2 separate regions of the Homo sapiens genome follow, and region 1 is linked to region 2. Evidence: chromatin loops called from intact Hi-C (ENCODE). Cell type or tissue: IMR-90. All regions are shown on one strand.

Region 1 (8,000 bases), 67 kb before region 2:
AAACTGGGTATGCTAAGGCATTTTTGCTTGTTCGTTTTGCGTTTAAAGAATAAATGGGAAAAATTCTTTGGCTAATTAGAATATTTCCCTAGAAGGGTTACGACTTTTTCTTTTTTCTTTCTTTCTTTCTTTTTTTTTTTTTTTAAAGAAATCATAAATAAGTGGCTGGGTGCGGTGGCTGACTCCTGTAATCCCAGCACTTTGGGAGGCTGAGGCGGCCAGATCACGAAGTCAAGAGATCAAGACCATCCTGGCCAACATGGTGAAACCCCGTCTCTACTAAAAATACAAAAAATTAGCTGAGTGTGGTGGCACGTGCCTGTAGTCCTAGCTACTCAGGAGGCTAAGGCAGGAGAAAATTGCTTGAACCTGGGAGGCGGAGGTTGCAGTGAGCCGAGATTGTGCCACTGCACTCCAGCCTGGCGACAGAGCGAGACTTCAACCCAAAAAAAAAAAAAAAAAAAAAAAAAAGAAAAGAAAAGAAGAAAATAAATCATAAATAAAGCCATCACCTTAAGGCAAAAGGAGTCTGTCTGAGATGCATGAAACTTTGTGTGCATTTTTCTCTAGGCTGACAGACTTCATATCTTTAGTCTCACAAAGCTAAGAAGAATTGTTAAGCCCAGTTCAGGCATCTATTTAAGACTTAAAGAGTAGGGTCTGGCCTCTCCATGTTCCCATTTTTAATGGTTCTTTTTTGATATATTTAGGTCAGATAGTTACATAATATTCACTGACGGTGTCTGACCTCTTACTATGACCAAGTTCACGGGAGGAAGGCAGGGACTGGAGTGCCAGTGCCAAGTTCTAGTTAAGCGTAAAGCGGCCTTCAGGACTCAGAGGCCTTTTGTGTGCCCAGAAGGGTGCACACAGTGGGTGACTGGAGTTGACTATTGATGAGCCAAGGCTACAGGATGCACCCAGCCAGCCCTCCACCCACCTACACACACCCACAGGGATTTAATCCTGGGCCACTTCAACTTGACTTCTACTGTATTTCATCATGACACATTTGTATATTTTTTTCTGAAGCAAAAGGAACATCTCATGCTCAATCAATAAGATTTTTCTACCCATACAGGGCCTAGTGTGTCCTAGCATATATAGGAAGAGATATAGCAATAAACACGTAAACAAGTAAAATATTAACCAGCTAAATATCTCACAGTAATGAATGCCCCCTTCAGGGAGGTCGAATAGGGTGATGTGGTAGTGATAAACTGGGTGGCTGTTTCCGATTCAGAGGTCAAGGAAAGCCTCTCTGAGGAGGTGACATTTAAGCTAAGATCTGAATGTCACAAAGTTACCAGCCCTGTGAAAGTCCTGGCAAAGTGCATTCCGGGTGGAGGAAAGAGCTGGTCCAAGGCTTGGTGGCATGTGCAGAAAGAGGGTAAGTGTCCCCAGGCCCGTGGCCACTTCCGCTCCCCTAGAGAACAATTCCCATCTCATTCTCAGAGGATGACCTTGCTTTCTACTGCTCCCAGAGAGGAGCTGCCAGCTCCAGCCAGTACATCAGACCACTCACCTGCAGCTGGCCTGCCACGCACGCACTCTGCCCTCCTCCTGTAACAAGACAAGCTGCATATGCTCCAGCCATGATGACTGCATCCCATCTGCTCAGGACACCAGGGAGAGAACAGCCCAGCCATCCTGGCTCTCTCTCCTGCATCACAATGTGCTTTCTTTCTGCTGGATCACCCCTGTTAACAGGCAAGGGCGCCTTGCTGTCTCACCTTAAAGAAACACATCCTTTCAACCCACGTTTGTCTCTTAAGGTGAAACACTCCAGCAGAGTGGGCTGGACTCACCATTCCATTTAGAGTAAAAATGCTTCCCTACCTAATTTCTCTTGAACCTACTCAAATCAGACTTTGATCTTCAACCACTCCGTCTAATGAGAGGCACACATGATTTGCTTTGCCACATAACTCTAGTTGCTCCTGGGGCGGAGCAGAGGGAGGCAGCAGCGGGGAGGTGGTGGCTGTGCTGGAGGAGAGGGGAGGGAGTGGTGGGGCTGAAGTGAAGATCCTGTCTTTGGAGTCTGTTTTGGAGGTTAGATTAGTAGGTGCAGCTAGGAAGTTTAAAGTGGGGAGGAAGGATAGATGATAATCAGGGTAGCTCCTCTATTTTTGTCTAGGGAGGACAGACAGGAGGGAGGCAGATTGGAGACGGAGAGTCCACATTTCTGTTTTGAAAATTCAGTTCTGAGACCCCATTCAGGCATTCTTCTTGGAGGTATCCAGTAGGCAGCTATTATAGGAGTCTGGAGTGTTGGAGAGGGGCTGGAGCTGAAGAGGGCTTTTTGGAATTCGCCAGCATATGATGGTTTAAACGTCAGTAGCCTGTTGAGGTTACCTGGAGGGAATACAGAGATGGCCCTCCTCGAGGTGCTGCTGCCCCTAAGACCACTCTGCCTTTCCAGATCTATGCCATCTCCTTGCCTGTCAGCATTCCTTGCAAGAAATGACTAGCAGAATCCATAATCCACAAGCTCTCTTTGCCTCTTTGCTGTGGGACAGGTTGTTCCCACCCCTTAGGATGCCTTCTCCAGCTCCTAAGGCCCGGGTCCCAGGGCAGCTCTTCCATTCAGCTTACTCCATCTCCCCACAAAGAAATCCACCCACCAGAGCTATCGCCAGGACACCCACACCATCGTCAACACACAAATGACCTGCTCATCAGGCATCTGTTGCTTCTTTCCCCATCACAACAGGTGAGCAACACATTTAAAATCTCCCTCTAGGAAGGAAGTTTGGCCAAAACCTTTAGTCATTGCACTTGAAAAAGAAGCCAAAGAAAGAACACAGCAAGGGCCTCCTGGGTCACAGTCAGAAACACACTTGTGACTTTCATAATAAATGTGTTCTTATTCAATTATAGAATTGCTACGGATGTAGATTAAATCAAATAGAAATCTCTGATCAAGATGTCTTTGTGAGGTTATACAAATGCATTTCCCTGACCTGTCTTAGGAAGGATTGGGCCTTTGTGATTTTTATAAACATACCACTGTACTTTAGGGTTTTCAGCATTTTTATACAGAAATCCCTGGGGCTGTCGGTTGGAAATACTTTTTAAATTTGCCAAGCTGAGAGCCAAGAGCGAGACGGGTTAGACTCTGTGAGCCCCTACTGTCCTGGTAGGTCAGGGCCAGAACTGCCATTAGTCACGTCAGGCTGGCTTATTAACAGGCAGGCTTTTTCCCCCAAAGTGATTCTTCTGCTGATGTATAAACACTGAACCTCTGAAAGAGCATGGACTCACTCTCGCATGTTTACTAACAGGCAGTCTTGCTTGCTGGAGCTGTAAGCTGTCCCTGCAGCGGAACAGAACTTCAATCTGGCCTTGAGGCTAAGGAGGAGGAAAGGCTGTAAATAAAGATTTAACTTCCCTGGTTCCTGAGTCATCTTAGAAACTGAAGACAAAATAAACTCTTTACAGTTTAAAAAGTCAAATAAATGATTATACAGATTATTGACCATGTCAAAATCTAAAACTTATTTAAAGATATTTAAGTCCTTTATCTCACCTCTTTAAAAGTTTATGATTTTAACAGGAAATCTTGTTATTTGCAACAACATGCATAAATCTAAAGAAGAATATGCTAATTGAAATAAGCCAGGCACAGAAAGACAAATACGGCATGATCTCACTTATACGTGGAATCTAAAGAAGTTGCACTGATAGAAGTAGAGAGTAGAGGGGTAGTTACCAGAGGCTGGGGAAGGAGGCCAGGGACCTGGAAAGGGCAGATGCTGATCAAGGGGTACAAAATTTCACTTAGACATGAAGAATGATTTTGGGGGACCTATTGCACTGCATGGTGACTGTAGTTTTTAATGTATATTTCAAAATAGTTGGCCGGGCACAGTGGTTCATGCCTATAATCCCAGCACCTTGGGAAGCTGAGGCAGGTGGATCACCTGAGGTCAGGAGATCGAGACCTGCCTGGACAACATGGTGAAACCTTGTCTGTACTAAAACTACAAAAATTAGCTGGGCATGGTGGCGCACGCCTGTAATCCCAGCTACTCAGGAAGCTGAGGCAGGAGAATCACTGGAACCAACGAGGCAGAGGTCGCAGTGAGCCGAGATCACGCCACTGCACTCCAGCCTAGGTGACAGAATGAGACTCAATCTCAAAAAAAAAATTAATAAATAAAACAAAATAATAAAAAATAAAATAGTTAAGAGAGGATGTTAATGTCCTCAACACAAATAAATAATAAGTATTTGAGATGATGAATATGCTAATTAGCCTGATTTGCTCATTCCACAATGTATACATGTATCAAAATACCACATTATATACCCCATAAATATATATAATAGTTATTAGTCAGTTAAAAATAAAATAAAAATAATAGAATACTGGAAAACATAGATAAAAGTTGCTGATTTCAACATTTGATAACATGTATTAGTGTAAGATCTCTCATTTCACATAAGGAAACTTTAGGTGCTATGGAATCAACTTTACACAAGGCCAGCCTGTTCTCTGTTAGGGCCCTGAATGAGGGCCTAAACACAAAGCTCTCATCCCACAATGAGACGGGATCTAAACCTTTGCGTCTCTGCATCTCATCCCACAACATCCTCTCACCCTACAGCAGTACTGGTTCCATTAAGCCGTGGCATCCACCATGATTTCCACTCAATTTTGGACAAAGAAGACACAATAAATCACTTTTGGTAGGACACAAACATCCATGTTTCATTACTCCCAAGCACTCTAAAAATCCAACTGGGTTGGAATAAATCCTAAGGATCACCTGGGGACCTTTAAGAGGGCAGATGACCAGGCTCAACCTCAAACTTACTAAATCAGAAATTATGGGAATGAATTCCAGGAAGCTGTATGATTAAAGTACTCTCTGGGGTGACCTGAAGCAGCCCCTCCAGAATTCAGGCCCTGGCCGACATTGGCAACCACTGATCAATGAATTCTCCATAGGGGTTCAGCTGAATAGGCACAATTTGAAAATATATTTTTTTAATCATATCCTAGCAGACTCCCTTATTTGGAAAATAGATTGAAATAAATTATCTCTGGAACCTCCTTTAGGTTTCAGTCGAGCTTTGGACCTCAGAGCAGAGCTTTTCATGCAGCTGAATCCATTTTTTTCTCTTCTTCATGGTTAAAACCAAGCTTTTAAAAACATTTCTATAGAAGTGTATCAAAGTCATGTATAATGAGCCAAAAGATCTGGGAGGCAAAAGGAGCATTTTTCTGAAGTGTCATCAATTGTTTATTCATTGTTTATTATTAAAAGTTAACAATTTATCTTAACAGAATGGGTTCATCTCAATACAAGAGCCAGAGGAAGGAAAAGACAAGGTTGTGACTCACTGCAGAAGATGAATTTCATCCCCAGGGTTCCCTTGTGAAAGGAAGCAGTGAGGGAAAAAAAGATAGATGTGTTTGAATGCTATTGTGTGTACCTTATGCAAGCCTAACGTGATCGCATTTAATGGATAAAGCAAATATTTTATTCTGTTGCTACATTTGTTTTGGGAAGATTATTCTTCCAAACTCCTAAGATCAGCTTAAGCAGTCCCTATTTCATTTGGAAAAGTGAGTGTATAGATGTTGCTTTCAACCACCATCTACAAAGCAATGAAAGTTTAATAAAGAACAGGGAAGGACAAACTGAATCAGCAGACAGTGGCCAGTTAGACCAATGCCTAAAGGATCTGTGGAGCTTTGAAAAAACTAGTCCAATTCCTACCACATGTACTCCCCTACCCCTAGGATTCTGACTTCATAGGTCTGGGAACTATTCTGACCCTGCACTTGAACTTTTTTAAAACTTCCCAGGTTAATTCACCTACTTAGAATGGCAATAGTCTTTAAGAATCATCTGAACATCATTTGAAAGGGAAATGAACAATAATGGAGACTAGCCAAATACAATTGACTGTTTAAAGGCTTTTTTCTTTAAGATATTTTTGTAAAAATCACTTAATGGAACACAATCAAAACAAATCAGCAGTCACACACACACACACCTATATCATCCACTCAGTTCACATTAGTTCCAGAGATTACTACTCATCCTGAACCACCTATTTTCTCTTGTAGGAACCAGCTAAGTGTAGCTGTTCTAAATGATTCACCCTGGTATTCACTCCAAAAATAAAAAATTTATACAGTGATGACAAAGGCAGCATTTTGAGGATGTACAATTCCTTCTTGGTGCTCAACAGTTTCCAGAAAGATTCAGAACCCATATAATTACTTGTGATAGACTAAGATGCAAACAAAACTCACATCTTTGATATGAAGGTGTCAAAATATTGAGCAGAGAAGGTACTGTTTCAGAATCAACAGTATTCCTTCCTGTCTCCTCCATCTATCCCTCCCTCCACTCAGCACTTTTTTAACCAAGACTGGGCTCTGCTCCAAGCACAGTGCTAGGTCCAGGGTGGGATAACAAATGAAAATCCACATGGGACCCCAGTGGTTTTCTGAGGGACCCCAGTAGTCACTCAGGGAAGATATAACTACTTATAAATTGAGAATATAAGGTCCTAAGGACATTGAGAGAAAAAAGAGATTACGTCTGACTAAAGGGATTTGGAATGACCTACTCTAGTTATTCCCAAGGTAAATGTGATTTTTTTAAAAAAGGACAAAAGTCTTGGCAAGCAAAGCAAGAAAACAAAAAATAGTTCTTGTTAAATATTAGTTTTTGTTTATCCTGGCACATAGTAGGCTCTCAGTAAAGATATACTGAATAAATAAACATGCCCATAGATAAAAAAGCATCCTTCTCTGAAGCCCTAGCAAGAAATGGTCAATCAAGAGCAGTTCACCTACATATCAGTGTGCCCTGGCAAAGCCCCAGAAGGGCAAGAGTGGGGACAAAAGCATCCATGCAAGAGTGAACTACACAGCAGAGCTCAAGAAAGACAAGATGGAGAAGAACATCTGTGCAAGAATAAACTGAAGAGCGAATCCCGGAAGGACAAGAATGAGAAGAGCATCTGTGCAAGAGTGAAGTACACAGCACAGCCCCAGGAGGACAAGAGTGGGGAGAAGAGCATCCGTGCAAGAGTGAACTACATAGCAGAGCCCCGGAAAGACAAGAGTCGGGAGAAGAGCATCTGCACAAGAGCAAACTGTACAGCAGAGTCCAGAAGGACAAGAGTGAGGAGAAGACATCTACATGAGATTGAACAGCCTGGAAGAGACCCAGCAGGAAGAGAGCTTACCCTAGCCAAACACAGAGAGAAGGGCAGGGTGGCTACAGCACAGTGAGGGAGTGGGGCAAAAGCACAGGGTGAGGACATGAAGGCAGGATGTGGCCAAACCATGCAGAGTCATGAGCATCAAGGTCAAGAGACTGAATTTTATTCTAGGTTAATGGGAAACCAAAGAAGTGTTTTATCTAGGGAAGTGGCATAATTTAATTTTAATTATACAAGAATAATCCAGATGCTGTGTGCAGCATCAATTGGATAGGGTAAGAAGGGAAGCTCAAGTGGGGAGATCCATTTAGAACATATTTTCAGGCCTTGCTGAGAGGCAGTGGCTGCTTGGTGAGGATTGTGGCAGTGAGTAGAGAAAAGTGGACTGATTTCAGACAGAATTTGAAGGTATAATTCAAAGGATTTGTTGGTGGTGACAGACAAAGGCCCCAAGAAATCCATGTCACATCAGTGTTTCTGGCTCAAGCAGCTGGGTAGATGGAGCTTCTATTAACCTTGATGGGTAAGTCAGTGGGAAGAAGGAGTGGAGGTAGGGGAAGGAGCTGTGTCTCCCGCTCCCAAACATATGACCAATATTTTCAAAGCAATATGGGGAACCTATTTACATTAAGTGGGTGGAAATTCTATTTCAGGGGTATTTACAATTTAAAGGAGGAAAGTAGTACGAAGAAGTGACTGAGATTCCTTGAGTGATGCAGGTTCTCTGGAGTTGGGATGGATAGCATGAGGGGTGGGACTCTGGTTCCTTTCATCTCAGGCTCTACTCTACCCCCCAAGAAAGGAACACA
Region 2 (8,000 bases):
TATTTCTTCTTTTTCCTGAACATATGTCAAATACAAAGTTCAGACAAAAGACCATAATGTTTATTTATTATATGGAGGGCCTGGTGGTTTATAGTTCTTCATTTTTAATACAATTGATAAAAATATATGCCATGATATATAATAAAATAGTAAATGTATTGTTAAATGTATGTAGAAAAATCTTACCATGTGTCACACATTTCAAGATTTTGATTTCAAGTACCATATTCCTGAGAACATTGCATATTTCTACATGATTAGTTCTGTCATTATTTAAATTAGCTTTGCTCTTAAATGTCAGGTATTACCTTTGGGTTAAAATGTTGGAAATAAAACAGACCCGCTAATTTAATAACATCCATGAGACAGGTAAAAGCAAGACACTCACTCAATTTATTCCATAAATGTTGATTGATCCCTCAAATATAATGGACAGTAGGATACGGCAGTAAACACGGATCTTGTGGCATACTGAGGGACAGGTGATAAAAATAATCAGGCTGCATGCACACACATTCCATGAAGAAAATAAAGAGGGAGGAGATAAATGTCAAAATGCAAGGGTTTATACAAAAAGTGAAAAAAAATTTTTTTTTTCTGAGACGTAGTCTCCCTCTGTCCCCCAGACTGGAGTGCAGTGGCTCAATCTCAGCTCACTGTAAGCTCTGCCTCCCGTGTTCACGCCATTCTCCTGCCTCAGCTTCCCAAGGAGCTGGGACTACAGGCGCCCGCCCTAATCTTCGGTATTTTTAGTAGAGACTGGTTTTCACTGGGTTAGCCAGGATGGTCTCGATCTCCTGACCTCGTGATCTGCCCGCCTCAGCCTCCCAAAGTGCTGGGATTACAGGCATGAGTCACCGCGCCTGGCCAAAAGTTTTTTAATGTAAGCAGTGTTTTTTGTTTTTTGTTTCCAAAAGTGACGGATGAACTGTAATCTGAGGTTTGATTTTATGGTTGTTCTTTCACTCATTCTAAGTTAGCTACACTCCCTCCAACTGGCTGCTGTTAGAGAAATATTAATTCTTCATTTAAGATCTTAGGCAGAAGCTCCCCAGGCTTCCTTCTCTGGTTCAGTTTGCATTCCAGGGGAGAGCACTGGATGGTGAGAAAGCTACAGAAAACTAGTGCCTACACGAGTAGACTTGAGTCAGGGTGCAGGAGGTCACAGATCTTCAGGGCTTGGCCCTCAGGGGCATTCCTGGCTGACCACTGCCGGGGGAGACCGGGTGTGCTGGAGGCGGTGGCAGCTGCTCGGGATCTCTACCCAACTCCACATTCAGCGGCGTCACGTTCACAGCTTGGCATCGCCCATGGTAGGAGTATTTAAGCCATGAATATCAGTAAATACTACAATCCAGATCTTTTCTCCATTATCTGGTTATTACAAATTTGCAGTGCACTAGTGGGTGGAACATATTTTTGGTGACTATCTTAGCAGCTGGACGGGCTCAGTTCAATCAGGCAGATGAAACAGGCTTAAAATAGGAGCCTATGAAAATCTGGGCCCAATAAATCAACTACAGAAAAAAGCAGTTCACAGTGACTCCACCTAGGTAGCCCCCTCAACAATCAGACTTCCATTTTATGCTAATTGAGCATTTTTTCCTTTTAGTACTCAGCTTTTAGGAAAAGGAATAATTGAAAACGAAAAAAACTGAAAGCAAGAGCTGATGAAAAATATCATGTCCGGGCCATTTTCTGCACACTTGGCAAAATACCCCGTCCTCTTGGTAGGATCAGCCTGCCAAGGGTGGCAGCCACCACGACTCTGAGATGTTCTTGCTGGAGCAAGATTAAAGGCGTAATAGAAAGATTCTCAACAGCAAGGACTTAAAATGCTGTCACTGAGTAGGAAACACAATTAAACTGAACACCCTTTTGAATTAGTCCATTTCCTGAGGTTTTATCATATATGTCCAAGTAACTATGCAGTCTAACGGTGAAACAGACACTTCCTGCCGCACAAGCTCTTCCTATCTCCTTTTGTGAAAGAAAGAATACAAATGTCTTACTCATTACTTTGTTTCACTTAGTGGCCACAAGGACCAAGGAGGAGCCTTGCGTTTCTGACCTGGGTCACACGCGGGAGGAGGGGGCGAGCTGCACACTTCCTGGATTTCTTTGCTTCGCATCCTCTGTTCTCTCCGGAGACTGGCAGCCACTTTTCCATGTTATCTGATTCGTCTTTCAGATCTCTCAGAGGTCAGGGTTTTGCTTTTCTTTTTCCTATTTTATTTTATTATTATTATTTTTTAAAGGTGACCCCTTTGGAAGCTCAAGTTCTTGGCTCAGCAAAGCCTCCGAGGAGGACTCTGATTTACGCACAGAAATTTGAAATGGGTTAGATGGGATACTTAGCAGGATGCAGTTTCCAGGTCTGTTTAAAGGAGACAGGTTGCAGCGCAGGCCGTGGGTGGGGGACGCCTTGGCTCCCCCAGGCCATCGGAGAGGAGCTGATGTAACAGTTCTGTGACAGCCAAGCCTTTTCTTCAGATTCATGCTTTTTACTGATAAATATTGTGAACATTACATTTACACAAAAGAATGTCTGACTAATCTCTTGGCACAGCGCAGAATCCCTTAGTTTTAAATTTGAACCAGTTGAAAAGCAATCAATACACATTTAAAGAATGCAGCAAATATCAGACTTTTAAAAAGTCTATATATATATAGTGTTTTCAAATTTGAGGTATTTAATCGTACCTAAAATGAAAGGTAAAGCGTTCTTAGACAAACTACAGAATTTTCCTCTCTCTGTGGTTTTTCAGTAGTCCAGCTCAAAGCAAGCCAGACTAGTGCTGTCTACAACTCGTAAGCTTTTCTGGGGTTGATAACTATAGCAGGCTCGCTTTATTTTATTTTATACTCTATTTGCTTTAGGTCAAATTGGAGATATAAAAACTGCATTTTTAGGGGAATAAAATGTGTAGAAAGAGGGCAGGAGACCAAACCCAAAGAACTTAGACGTGGATTAATGTATTTAGACTAAGGAAGATTCAAAATTTCACAAGCATACCCTTCCTTAATAACAATACCATACACTGGTGTGGTGACGCCCCACTCATAGGGCAGCCTTGCAGCTGTGATCTCACAAGAAAGCAATACGTGAAGGCTCATACACGCCATTAGGAAAGAAAGAATGAAGTCTGGCTTTGAATAAGTATCAGTTTCCATATTACAGTAAGGGAAAGCGGGGGAGCTATGAGGGAAAACCTGAAGGCTTCAAATCAAAGGAAGCTCCATGGACTCTGATTCCAGAGTACACTGTCATCTAAGAAAACGTTTCATCAAGCCTGTCAAACAGACAGAAGTCTTACCAAAGTCAAAACAGAGGCATGGCCGCTCCAAGCAAAGAGGGGCTGTTGGATACTCACTGCTCTCATTTGCCAGCTTAGGACTCTCACTGACAGGCACGCTTGATTTGTTTTATTTTTGTGCTGTGATTTCCCTGTTCCACCAAGCACTCTGCACTTCCCTTTTGAGGGGAGGGAGCCAGAGTTTCATCCTTTTTTAAAGTCCAGTTCTTAAACAGTGCCTGGCACATAAATATTATAAATAAAATAAACACAAAAGTTTTGTTGTAAATGAATAAATGTTATAAATGTGGAACAAATGATTTAGCCATTCAGATCCCAGGCCTTCATGCCATCACATCCTGTTCCACAAGTACGCATTAAATTCAGATTTTTCTGGATCTAACATTATAATAGCCAAAAGTTCCCCCTATTTATTAGTGACCTAGAGAGATTTGTGGCCATCTTCCTTGGAGCATCCATTTCTCCCCTATTTTACCGGCCAAGACATCTCTTCCCAGGCAGTAATTCAAAGAAGAGGAACATTTGGAACTAGCCTATAAAGCATTTGGGATGAAAGGTGCAGAGTAATGCACGTCTACTCACGGTGTCCAAAGTCAAACATTCCCCTGTCCTACTTGTGCAAAACTTTTACAACACTTCACCTTCATCCCTGTTTAATGGTTTAATTCAAATGCATTAACAGGAGAGAGAAAAAAAGATTTTTTGGTTTGTCTCACTGCTGACTCAAAATGATTTACGGTACTTTGCTGAGGTTTTGGCTGACTGTGGTCTCCCAGCTGCTGTTGTAAAGGTATCCATGCATCAGTCTTTATGTAAACACTCACAGCATTAACCACAGCTGCAATATGAATTAGAGCCATAGAAAACACTCTTGTTTATGTGATGAGCTGGAGCACCTCAACTCACTGCCCTTCTGAAATGGAGAACTCAAGAAAAGAAATTAAAAGTGTGAGCGAGCTGCAAACGTGCACGCATCATATGAAGGTGTTATGCTGCTGCATGCATGGGTACCCCACATATGCTGTTGTGACTGAGGCAATTCATAATGCTATGAATTCCAGACCAGCGCAAAGAAACTCCGAATTATTTTGATCAGATTCAGACATGTTTTCCCATATCTTTAAGTAAGATTGGAATGTTTGAACAAAATGCTTTTGCCAGTTGCTTGCTGTAAACAAAAATTTTGCATTTCAAAAGTTGCATGTTGAGACCATTTCAAAAAAGGAGTAGAAAATCACATCCACAGCCTTTGAGGGGCTGAGAAGTTATTGGCAAGACTGTGAGAGGAAAATGCCTCTACCAACCTCTCGGGTCTCAGGACAGATCCCGCTATCCTCTCCCATAACTTAGTCTTTTACAGTGTTTAATGGAGTTTGATACAATAGAGCAGATGGACGGAATGTTAGAATGTGTATGCTTGACCTGAGGGAGATCTTGGGTTTATAAAAGTAGGAGTGGTGGGAGATATGTTATTATTTCCTGATCCTCCTTTATGGTGCTGTAAACAAAAATAAAATTCTAAGGCCCCCAAGAGACTGAATGGACTGCCCCTCAGCCCAGGAGGCCCAAAGAAGCCTAAAAAACCAGTTCAGACAATGACAGGAAGGTGGGGTCCAACATGCCTCATTATACCCTCTTTCCTTTGGAGTTGAGGCACCACGGACCAGCATTAACATTAAAACAGAGATCCTAAGACTGACAGAACAAACTTTTTGTGGCAATAAGATACCAAATTCCAGCCTGACTGGTATAGCATCACATGACAGCAGGCCTTGAGGTACATCTAAGTATTTTACCTTGAAATATATTTCTTTCACATATCTTGAAATGGCCCTGCAAAGCTGTCTCTTGTGGGGGAAATTTACATTCTTTAGAAAATCTCCTTTCCTTACTAGGTCGCTTTGGAGAGTCTGACACCCTTTAAGATCCCATAAAAGACATTAGCATCTATTGTCTCTGAAGCAAGCTACCTGGAGACTTCATCTGGATGACAAGAACTTGGCTTCCACAACTCCCACCCTCTTACCTTAACTAAAGCTGATTTCAACTCTTCAGGCAGAGCTTAACCCTTTCAACCAATTGCCAATCAGGAAATCTTTAAATCCACCTATGACTTAGACGTTCCCCCTTTCTGGGCTGTCCAATGTACTCCTTATATGTATTAATTTATGTCTTTGCCTGTAACTTCTGTCCCCTAAAATGTATAAAATCAAGCTGTAACCTAACCAGTTTGGGCACATGTTCTCAGGACCTCCTGAGGCTGTGTCATAGGTCATGATCCTTAGCCTTGGCAAAAACAAACCTCTAAATTGATTGAGACCTATTTCAGATACTTTTTGGTTTACAACACCATGGATAAAACCTACATGATCTGGTCACATTTACTTAATGAGTTTCTCTCTATCCTTTGAAGAGAGTAAAATAACTAAAACATCTTGTCAAAAACAAAGACATAGGCAGTTATTAAAGATAAATTTTTTTGAAATTCTGTCTTAAAGTCAAATGTGTCTTAAATTTAGAGAAAGAGGTCTTTGATGTCTCTGTAGGTAACCGATGTCTCTATAGGTAACCTCCTATTGTTTGTCTAAAAGCACCATGGTATGACATACAGAGGCTGTCCTTGGTTTTTCTAAGCCTTTTTACTTTAAAATAAATAAAGAATAGCTTATTTTAAATGGTAGAATTTTATATTTGCTATTCTAGACTGCAATTATAAAATTAAGAACTCTGACATGTAACTGTATTAGGTGCAAGTCACTCATGATTTGGTAGGGTCTGAGGTGTAGATCTCAACTGAATAATTCTTCCTACTCTCTCTCTTCTCTATTTATCTGTCATCCAGCTATCTAAATATATATCTACTTATAATTTTATTGTATTTATTTATTTATTTATTCTGAGACGGAGTCTCGCTCTGTTTGTCGCCCAGGCTGGAGTGCAGTGGCGCCATCTCTGCCCACTGTAAGCTCCGCCTCCTGGGTTCACACCATTCTCCTGCCTCAGCCTCCCAAGTAGCTGGGACTACAGGCGCCTGCCACCACGCCCAGCTAATTTTTTGTATTTTTAGTAGAGACAGGGTTTCATCATGTTAGCCAGGGTGGTCTCGATCTCCTGACCTCGTGATCCGCCTGCCTTGGCCTCCCAAAGTGCTGGGATTACAGGCGTGAGCCACCATGCCTGGCCTATCTACTTATAATTTTAATAGACTCTAGAACTTAATACTTTCAAAGGATTTTTCCTTATTACACAAGTAATGTATATTCACTTAATCATGAGTAATCCCACCATACAGAAATTAACCACTGTTAACAAGTTGTTACATATCCTTCAGGACTTCTTTCTGTTCTCTCTCCCTCTCATTCTCTCACTCTTTCTCTGTGTGGTGTGTGTGTGTGTGTGAGAGAGAGAGAGAGAGAGAGAGAGAGAGGGAAAGCTCACAGACTGCAATGTAACAGACTTAATTTCTTGTAATAAAATTATTTCAGGGCAACCCATATTCCTAAAAAATACATGTGTAATGGCCACCAACCATTTCAATGCATGAATGTACCTTAATTTATTTAGCTAGTTCCTCTGGGTTGGGCACAGTATGTTTCTGTCTTTTTTGGTTGTTTCAATAATGAATGACGCTGTGAATACAGCTGTCCCTTTACACATCCTTAGATACGGATATATCTTTAGATCAAGACATAGTGAAAGAATGGCCTTGCTTATGACTTTTCAAACTTATAACTAAAAATGTCTTCTGAAAATTGTATTAGGTTCTAAGTTGAACCTAAGTTGGTGGTATTTGAGTATTTTTGCCTACAAAACAACAATATCATATGACTAAACATACTATATAAGCACAACACTTTTTTGAGAGACTTAATAACTTCACATCCAGCCTGGGCAACATGACAAAACCCCACCTTTACAAAAAATACAAAAATTAGCAGGGTATGGTGGCACATGCCTGTGGTCCCAGCTACTGGGGAGGCTGAGGTGGGAGGATCAATTGAGCCTGGGAAGTCGAGCCAGCAGTGAGCCATGACTGCACCACTGCACTCCAGCCTGGGTGACAGAGGAAGACTGTCTCAAAAACAAAACAAAACAAAAAACCCACATCATCACATAGCCATGAATTCTCCACCTGCTTGGAAAATATGTATCGAGTAGCTCCCATAATCTAAGCAGCATATCAGTCACTGTGTTTCCGGGGATGAGCAAACCACCCATGGTCCTAGCCTTCTGCAGTTACATCCAGAGCAGAAGAGACACAATAATGACAGGCAGTGACATGATTGAAAATTACAGTAAGTTTTAGGAAGGAAAAGAAAAGGAAAAGCCAGGCGTGGTGGCTCAAGCCTGTAATCCCAGCACTTTGGGAGGCAGAGGCAGGAAAATCACTTGAGCCCAGGAGTTCAAGACCAGCTTGGGCAACATAGGGAGACCCATCTTTACAAAATAATTTTTAAAATTAGCCAGGTGTGATGGTGCAAGCCTGTCATCCCAGCCACTCTGGAGGCTGAGGCAGGAGAATCACTTGAGCCTAGGAGATCGAGGCTGCAGTGAGCTAAGATTGTACCACTGCATTCCAGCCTGGGCAACAGAGCCAGACCCCTTCTCTAAAAAAGGTAAAAAAAAAAAATATGAAAAGGAAAGGAGAGAACACTCTAAGTTGCAAAGGGACTTAGGGAAGGG

Evidence for each region. Hi-C counts contacts between places; a loop is a spot of excess contacts. Peaks named below come from ENCODE experiments on the same cell type or tissue, not always from the same donor. Only the 100,000 strongest peaks of a DNase experiment are listed, where the experiment ranks them.
Region 1: a loop joins it to region 2, with 2.4 times the contacts of the local background. A loop is called at or near these places in 5 of 110 quality-filtered maps.

What each region holds. Positions count from the first base shown.
Region 1 is chr18:10,857,877-10,865,876 of GRCh38, forward strand. The region is part of intron 5 of PIEZO2 (piezo type mechanosensitive ion channel component 2); the gene reads right to left. Among named protein-coding and RNA genes, the nearest start is that of MIR6788, 100 kb to the left of the region's middle. In IMR-90, no CTCF peak of the experiment used is centred here; DNase peaks (open chromatin) are centred at 3,305 and 5,365; H3K27ac peaks cover 895 bases.
Region 2 is chr18:10,924,999-10,932,998 of GRCh38, forward strand. The region is part of intron 3 of PIEZO2 (piezo type mechanosensitive ion channel component 2); the gene reads right to left. Among named protein-coding and RNA genes, the nearest start is that of MIR6788, 170 kb to the left of the region's middle. RefSeq lists enhancers at 4,160-4,269, 4,280-4,369. In IMR-90, no CTCF peak of the experiment used is centred here; DNase peaks (open chromatin) are centred at 1,153, 2,033, 2,523 and 4,113; H3K4me3 peaks cover 439 bases; H3K27ac peaks cover 3,525 bases.